Linked DNA regions of Homo sapiens: all the other regions are linked to region 1. Evidence: chromatin contacts called from ENCODE Hi-C data. All regions are on one chromosome and are shown on one strand. The core of a region is the stretch at or near the end of the contact, and the rest is flanking DNA. Distances in the headings are between cores, read along the strand shown. Region 1 holds the start of FAF1 (Fas associated factor 1). Region 2 holds the start of LRRC42 (leucine rich repeat containing 42). Region 3 holds the start of NDC1 (NDC1 transmembrane nucleoporin).

The links. Hi-C counts contacts between places; a loop is a spot of excess contacts on that map. Pooled maps may share reads with other maps.
Region 2: a map of B cell shows a loop between it and region 1 (14-fold over the local background). The contact joins the promoter of LRRC42 here to the promoter of FAF1 in region 1. A Hi-C loop is called at or near these places in 4 of 168 maps with a recorded cell type or tissue (B cell, CD4-positive, alpha-beta T cell, CD8-positive, alpha-beta T cell and 1 more), 1 of 37 single-sample maps with no recorded cell type and 10 of 50 pooled maps.
Region 3: a loop to region 1 is called in a map of CD8-positive, alpha-beta T cell, with 14 times the contacts of the local background. The contact joins the promoter of NDC1 here to the promoter of FAF1 in region 1. A Hi-C loop is called at or near these places in 2 of 168 maps with a recorded cell type or tissue (CD8-positive, alpha-beta T cell and naive thymus-derived CD4-positive, alpha-beta T cell) and 8 of 50 pooled maps.

What each region holds. Positions count from the first base shown.
Region 1 is chr1:50,958,911-50,961,582 of GRCh38, forward strand. It overlaps FAF1 (Fas associated factor 1), which reads right to left and starts at 1,357. Exons shown (of 19, transcript NM_007051.3): 1 at 857-1,357. The coding sequence starts at 901. It also overlaps a transcript of CDKN2C not described here. RefSeq lists an enhancer at 644-693 and silencers at 1,004-1,053, 1,164-1,323.
Region 2 is chr1:53,945,014-53,947,685 of GRCh38, forward strand. It overlaps LRRC42 (leucine rich repeat containing 42), which reads left to right and starts at 1,337. Exons shown (of 9, transcript NM_001256409.2): 1 at 1,337-1,536. It overlaps IFT25 (intraflagellar transport 25), which reads right to left and starts at 686. Exons shown (of 6, transcript NM_016126.4): 1 at 542-686. RefSeq lists a silencer at 583-1,652.
Region 3 is chr1:53,836,991-53,839,662 of GRCh38, forward strand. NDC1 (NDC1 transmembrane nucleoporin) reads right to left here and starts at 1,306. Exons shown (of 18, transcript NM_018087.5): 1 at 1,215-1,306. The coding sequence starts at 1,271. RefSeq lists a silencer at 1,060-1,189 and an enhancer at 1,300-1,779.

The sequences.
Region 1 (2,672 bases), core at 107-2,606:
AACATCAAAAGGCAAAGGTAGCACTCACAGGATATTAGTTCTAGCTCCAAGTCTTTCACAATGCATACAGTTCTACTTTCAAAGGGCCTTCCTAAGATACTTACATGTCAGTGGCACTACGACTGGGTTTATTAAGAGAACAGCCTTTACTTATCCTTTAAAGTATTCCTGGAGAAAGGACACCAACCAAGCAATTCAAGTCTGTAGGGGAGGGGAATCCGCAAATATGAATAGGTAATTTATTAAGCTTGTGAATTCATTGCAGAGATACTCTGGAATATATAGTCTTATCTGTCTCCTTGTTATCTTCTTACCCTCCAAAGATTCCAATTAGGCAAAGTCTCAAATGTTTACTCCTCTTTGAAAAGGACCTCAGTACCCCATTGTCATTGCCCTCGCCATCTCATCATTCTGCTTTTTTACTCTTCCCTTAATACAATATAAATACACCACGCCCATAACACCACACGCTCCACGCTCACACTCCATACATCTCTCCCCACAGAACCACCCAAAACATCCCATACTTAATGGTCCAACACCAATTAAAACAAAAACTCTACACGTCCCCCCATATAATACAGGAAACACTACACATTCCACACACATTGTAACCCAAGTCATTAATACCTCCAATCCCATTCAACCCGTACTTAACACATTCTACACACTCATGATAGCATATAAATTATACGCTTCTCCATAGCTCGCCACACACACACACACACGCCACGCACCGTATAAAAGCCTAAATGACACACCACTGCAGCGTTCAAACGCTGGGAAGAAGACTCCCTTGTGGCACCGGAAACCCACGAGGTTGGAAGTGGGAGGGGAAGAGGGCCAGATACTTCACCTGAAAATCCGCCAGGATCATCTCCCGGTCCATGTTGGACGCCATGGCGGCCGCCGAGTTCCGCGGCTCCGGGAGCGAAGCGCGCACCTGGGAGGCAGACGGCACCTCCTGCGACCGTCGCCGCCACCGCCGCCGCCGCCGCCGGGCGCCGAGGGGCTGGCGGGCGAGCCGGCGGGCGGGTCGGCGGGCCAGCGGGCGGGGCAGCGCGGGAAGCGCTAGGCGCTCATGCACTCGGTAACCTTCAGGCGCCCCGGCCGCCCGCCTGCAACCTGCGGAGCCCGCGTCGCAGCAGCCCGGACAGGAAGATTGGTCTGGATGTGGGTCCGGTCTTACAGTCGCGGGCCAGGATGAGGGCAGGTTGCGACAGCGCGCACCCGGATACCTTCAGCGGCGTTAAGCCCGGCGGGGGCGGGGAAACCGAGCGAGCGAGCGGGCGGGCGAACGCCGCGGCCGCCTCCGCCTCCTCCGCTTCCTCCCTGGCCGCCGCCTCCGCCCCTGGTTGGCCAGCGCCACGGCTGTCGCACATTTTGCCTGTCATCGAGGTCGCAAAGCGCCGCTTTGCGGCTCCACGTGACCACCCTCCTGTCAAGCGCTGAGCGCGCGACTACCCGGCCAGGATCTCTGCGCTGGCGGCAGAGACTGCAACCTGCAGCTGCGGAAGCTTCAAGTCTCGCAACAGGTTATTCCAGTTTGGATTTAAGCAAAGGCCTCAGGATAGCGCCTCCCCCTAGCTGAGGCGGGGACCAGATTGTGCACCTCACGTGGTTAGTCACACAAATACACACCACCCTCACAAACCAACTAAACACACTGTTACAACTCGTCTAACAAACAGCATTTCAGAAATATATGTTTTTCTCTACAATGTTTCAGCAAAATACAGCTTCATATAGTCTCTCACGCTCAACCTGTCAAAACCGAATCCACACTGTCACACCCAGTCCCAAGCTCCCTGACGTCTGCATCCTCAGACTCCGTAACACAGAAGTAACCAGACTGCCATGGTAGACATGGGAGAGACGAGGAAGCTGAGAAAGGTAAAAATCTCGTTCCAGAGAAGAGGAGGAGCATTTTTTTTAATTGATAAGGTAGTTATGAGAAATAACAACCTCGAGTTAATAGGGTTGCTCCAAAGGGGGAAAAAAGGGAAAACCTTTCTACTGCTGCAGTTATATTTGTTTTTTTAAGCTGAGACATCTTACAAATGGGATAAAACTTGAATCCAGCTTTGAATATAGTCAGTCTATTTTTATTTATTTATTTATTTATTTATTTATTTATTATTTTGAGACGGAGTCTCGCACTGTGGCCCGGGCTGGAGTGCAGTGGCGCGATCTCGGCTCGCTGCGACCTCCGCTTTCTGGGTTCAAGCGATTCTCCTGCCTCAGCCTCCATAGTAGCTGGGATTACAGGCTCCCGCCACCAAGCCCGGCTAAGTTTTTTTTGTATTTTTAGTAGAGACGGGGTTTCACTATGTTGGGCAAGCTGATCTCGAACTCCTGTCCTCGTGATCCGCCCTCCTCGGCCTCCCAAAGTGTTGGGATTACAGGCGTGAGCCACTGCACCCGGCCTATTCATTTTCATAAGAAATTATTTTGGAATATTCACCAAATATTGAAAGTTTCAACCCATGGTCAGAAATTGACAACCTCTGTAACTAAAACAGCCAAAGACTATGTACAATGAAGTGTGACAGTTTGTAATTGTCGTCCAGGTTAGAGAAAGTGTGACAGTGGAAGTTGTTCATCCTTGACTTGGGAAAATATCAGCTTCTGGATTGTCATGGGGCATTTACTTGCTTTGGAAAGTATGTAAA
Region 2 (2,672 bases), core at 87-2,586, 3.0 Mb after region 1:
TTTAGAAAACACGGACCCGGCCTAAGGCTTCTGTCTCCGAGGGGCCAGGGCCACGGCTTCCAAGGCAAACCAGCCCTGGCACCACCTTCTCACCTCCATCCCAAACCCTCCTCCTCAGTTCAAGGCCCTAAAGCCTCAGACTTGTGGAGGCCCGCCCCAAATTATGTAAAGAATATATAAATGCCCCCGACCTTAGGTACAATTTATAGCTAGATGTGTTACGTTGCGGCTGACAGCTTACATTACATTTTGGTAGACTAATTAATTTCGATTTACAACTGGTTTTCCCTTTTGGGGGGTCAAGACGCTATTTCTGGCCTCAAAGAGTTTCGTGGGCTGGTAGTGGCGCTTCCAGGGTCTAGAGGAAAAGGCGGGCCCGCGTCAGACCTCCCGCCGCGGCCCTTCCACGCCTCCCGCCGCGCGTCTCTTCACCACCCCTCCACTGTTGCTCCCTTCCCACCAACATCCCCGTCCTTCTGCCTTGCCCGGCCAGGCCCCCATACCCTCTGGTGCCAGCCTGCCTACCCCGCTACCCGCTCACCTGGGACTCCCGTTAGCTCTGGGCGCCGGACCTTCCGGGCTCGAAACCTCCCTTGCGCCCCGCCCCACGCAGAGCGTCCCGACCCGCAGCTCCGCCTGCTCGCCGCGGCCTCCGTGGAGTCCGGGGTCGCGCGCGCTCCAACTCTGAAATCTTCGCGCCACGCCTCCCACAAGCCCCGTCCCACCCTCAGCCCCGCCCCTTCGCCGCGGCCACCGCTGAGTTTCCGGGCGCGCGCTCCTACCCCGAGCTCTTTGCGCCACGACTCCCACAGGCCCCGCCCTGCCCTCAGCCCCGCCCCACCCCGCCACCGCGGCCTCCACCGAGTTCCCGGGCGCGCTCGCTCCACCGAGTTCCCGGGCGCGCTCGCTCCTACCCCGAGCTTTTCGCGCCACGCCTCCCAGAGGCCCCACCCCGCCTCAGCCCCGCCCCCTCGCGGCGGCCTCGGCCCCTCCTACCCCTAGCTCTTAGCGCCACGCCTCCCACAGGCCCCGCCCACAATCGGCCCCGCCCTCTCCGGCTCCCATTACTTCGCGGGCCAAGATGCGAAACCACTCCTGTGCGCCTTTCCCCAGGCCAGTCCCGGGGCGCGCGCTGCCTACCCTCCCCCAGCTCAGCTCTATCCCCGGGGCCCGCAGGACCCAGGGGACCCACCCTCCCGCGAGCACGCACGCGCAGGGCCCACCTCTGCGAGTTCCAAACCCTCGGCCCTCGGGTCGCCTGCCCTGGGCCTGGCCCCGCCTCCAGGTCCGGCCCCGCCTTCGTGCCGGGGCCCGCGCACGCGCGCCTCCCCGGCCCAGCCTTGCTCCCGCCCCCGCCGGTCCCGCGGTCCCACGGCGCCTGGTTGCCCCCAGCCCCCTCCCTCCTCCCACCTTCACTGTGTCCCACCCTTCCTAGCTTTGTGCCCGGGGTGCTGAGCCCTTCCCCGTCAGCCGGGCCGCGGGAGGAGGGAGCCGTCACCGAGGAGCTGCCGCTCGCTGCCCCGGGCAGGGGCACAGGTAGGTGGCGGCCGCGGGCCGGGCCGCTCGCGGGGCCCCGGGTTGCGTGTGGGAGCGGGGGCGGGGTGTTAGGGAGGGGCGGGGTGGGGGAGGGGACGCCCCAGAGGGACGGCGGGGCGCGGGTTGAGGGGAGGATGAGGTATACTGGTGGGGGCGATGGGTTTAAGGGTGGCGTAGGGGTGCGGGGGCAGGCTATGGGGACGTGTGAGAATTGGGGTTCGGGGCCTGGGTGGGACAGGGAGCAGGATTAGCCTGGGTGGACTCGGGGAGAGGCATGCTTGGGGAGAGAGCGGGAAGAAGGAAGGGGGAAGGGAATGGGATTTTAGGGGTTCAAGGAGGAAACGAGATAGGATAGGAATAGAGAGGGTGGGGTCTTGGGGGCAGGGAAGAAAAGTTGGGGGTGTGGAATGCCAAGTTGGGGATAGTGAGGCGTGAAGGAAGAGGGTCTTGAAGATTGAGAACAGAAGGCAAGGAAAGGGATGGAGAGATTGGGGTCCTAGGAGAGGGAAGCCCCTAGAGTGGGAAGAAGGGAAGAATAGATGGTGAAGGAGAGGAGTGGGGGGTGGAGGAGTGTGGGGAAGGAAGGGGAGGCAGGTGAAGGTTGGGAGATCGGAGGTTGGAAGGTTGGGTCTGTGGGACAGCAAGCCACCTTTCACCAGGGGCTCGGAAGGGCTGGAAGGGTCTGAAGGTTGAAAGGGGCAGGAGAGCTGGGGTGGGCGAAGGGAGTGGGGTTAGGATTTTTGGTGTGAGAAGCGCTAGAATTGGTAAGAGTGTCACGTTGTGGGAGAGACTGGCATGTTCTTGGAGGGAAGTAGGGAGCCTGAAAGGGTATGGGTGAGAAGGCAGGTAGGAAAGTGCATATTATAGGAAAAAAGTAGTGAGGAAAGTTGAAAATTGAAGAATGGGGACACACAGAACAATGAAGGTGGATTGTTGGTTATTGGTGGTTTAGAACTACCCATAGTTTAGTTTCTGTTTAGGTTTTTATGTTAGAAATTTTCCCAAGAATACTGCATTTTCAGATAAACCAAAAGTGTCTGCAGCCTTGGGATGAAGGCCATGGGTTGGCAGATGTTCTCCTGGTATATGGATGTAGCTCATTTTGGGCCTGGCTGAGGGAAGAAGGGAGGCCTCGT
Region 3 (2,672 bases), core at 56-2,555, 2.9 Mb after region 1:
ACACTGTCAGCCAAGTGCGGTGGCTCACAAGTGCCAAAGGTGGCAACAACCCAAATACCCACATACTGATGAATGGATAAACAAAATATGTGGTATGTCCATACAGTGGATTATTCAGCCACAAAAAGGAATGAAGTACTCATGCATGCTAAACATACACCAGGCACGATGGCATGCACCTGATGTCCCAAATAGTTAGGCGGCTGAGGCAGGAGGACTAGTTGAGCCCAGGAGCTCAAGACCAGGCTGGAGAAGATATCGTATCTCTATTATAAAAATAATTTTTAAAAAAATTTTAGAGGCCAGGCACGGTGGCTCACGCCTGTAATCTCAGCACTTTGGGAGACCGAGGCGGATGACTCACTTGAGGTCAGGAGTTCAAGACCGGCCTGACCAACATGGTGAAACCCCATCTCTACTAAAAATACAAAAATTAGCTGGGCGTAGTGGTGCGTATCTATAATCCCCGCTCCTCGGGAAGCTGAGGCAGAACTCCTTGAACCCTGGAGGCGGGGGTTGCAGTGAGCCGACAACGCGCCATTGCACTGCAGCCTGGGCAACAGGGAGCGAGCCTCCGGCTCAAAAAAAAAAAAAGATAAGACTTACGGACCCAAAAGTTTTTAGTTTGGAATACAGGGGAGATGGCAGTGCACTGGGATAGAAGCACTTTTCCAAAAGGGATCTTTCTCCTCTTTCTCTTTGCACTCCAGAGAAGCGATGTAGTACTGTTAATTCCGTAACTTTAAGGAGGAAGTACTATTCCACTCAGCTCAGTCCCATTCTACCTTACAAAGAACACCTGCCCTGCTTACTGGACCCTAACCCCAGCCTCTACTAATGCCACATTTCTTTCCAATTCCGTGCATTCCTTCCCACTTCTTAACGAAACAAATTAAGTTATTTATTTTGCACCTACTGGATACGGTACCCTTGCGTAAAACTCCGCCTCACTCCCTATTCCAATTTCCATTCAGTCCATCCGTCCCACTCTGACCAGCTTCCTTCCACTCAGGACCCCTCTCCTACCCCGTAACCAACTTCCACTCAGGACTTCCCACAACCCTGCAATCAGTCCCCCAAGTGGTGCCTTCCCCACGCGTTCTCTCCACGCTGCCCCGGGACCGGCCCTCCCCCGCCCAGCGCGCACGCGCGATCAGAGCTTGCCCGCCCGGCCCGACCCTGGCAGTGCGTGCCACAGTGCACGCCGCACTCACGCGCCACAGTATGTCCCGCGACCTGCCGGCGCAGGGCCGGCTCACGGCCGTGGCCATGGAGATGGCGGCCCCTAGTCTAGGGCGTACAGGAGACCGTGCGCCCGCCCGCCACCGCAGTTCAAAGGCAGGAAGGCCCCAGGAGGACCCTGCTGGGTCTGCCTCAAACGCTGCCTGAGCGAAGCCCGGCCCAGGCTCCAACCCATCCCTGCGAGGCTTCGTCTGGACAAGCTCAACAGGCCAGGACTGCCGCGCAGACACGTCCCGCAAACGCGGCTGTAACTCCAGGAACCGCCCTCTGGCGACCAAACGGTCCCTTCGAAGCAGGGTCCAGCGGGGCGCCAGAAGCAGGTGGCGGCGCTGCATGCTGGGAACTGTAGTCTCGACGGCCCCCTGAGAGGAAGTAGGAGGAATGTTGCATTCTGGGACTCGGAGTTCCAAAGTACAGAATGCTGGGAGTCAAGGTCTTCCTGGAGGTGCCTTGAGGCATGCTGGGAATAGTAGTCTTTTATAAAGCCGATAACAGCCACAGTATTGATTGACTGGAATTCTTCAGTTAGAGCTAGCAAAATGATCTGCCCTCATTTCTCCCTATTACTTTATAAGTCACCTAAAAGTGAAACCAAAGGATGTGGTGGTCTTCTCCACAATAGGTACGCAGTAATTTTACTGAAATAAAAAAAAAATTCTCTAGAGATGCCTTTGGTTTCATAAAATCTGGTTTCTACTTCCAGATCTGCCACTTGCTAAATTGAATATTTTTATCTTCTCTGAGCCTCCATTTCTTCAACAGTAAGATAAGGATGAAAATAAAAATATCCTGGTGATGTTGTGAGGATGTAAATAATATGCTATACAAATGTTATCATTAATATACTGCCAGTAAGAAAAAAGGTGTTTCACCAACCCAAGTTTCACCTAATGAAGTCTTCTCAGTGCTTTAGACCTCAGTGAGATCTCTGGATGCATATCGCTAACGCCTTTTTATGCTCAATCACATGCCACAGTCAACATGCAATACTCAAGACAGAAATAGATTCAGTGATTTACTGACTAAGGAAATGCATAGGCTGGTGAGAGGAATTGAGATCACACCTACTGCTCTGCAACGTTTGCTAACAATGGCTTCCTGAATGCTTTAAGATTATATCCTATTCACTTCCAAAATCATGTTACTATCAATCATGTCTAAAGCACTGTAGGACAAACTGGGAATACAACTGATAGATCAAGTCTCTGCCGTGAAGAGATCTATCCGGTGGTGGAGAAAACTTGTAAAGAATTAGTCCAGGCCAGGCACAGTGGCTCACACCTGTAATCCCAGCACTTTGGGAGGCCAAGGCAGGAGGATCACAAGCCAGGAGTTTGAGACCAGCCTGGGCAACATAGTGAGACCTCATCTCCACAAAAACAACAACAACAACAACAACAAACTTTTTTTTAAATTAGCCGGGTGTAGTG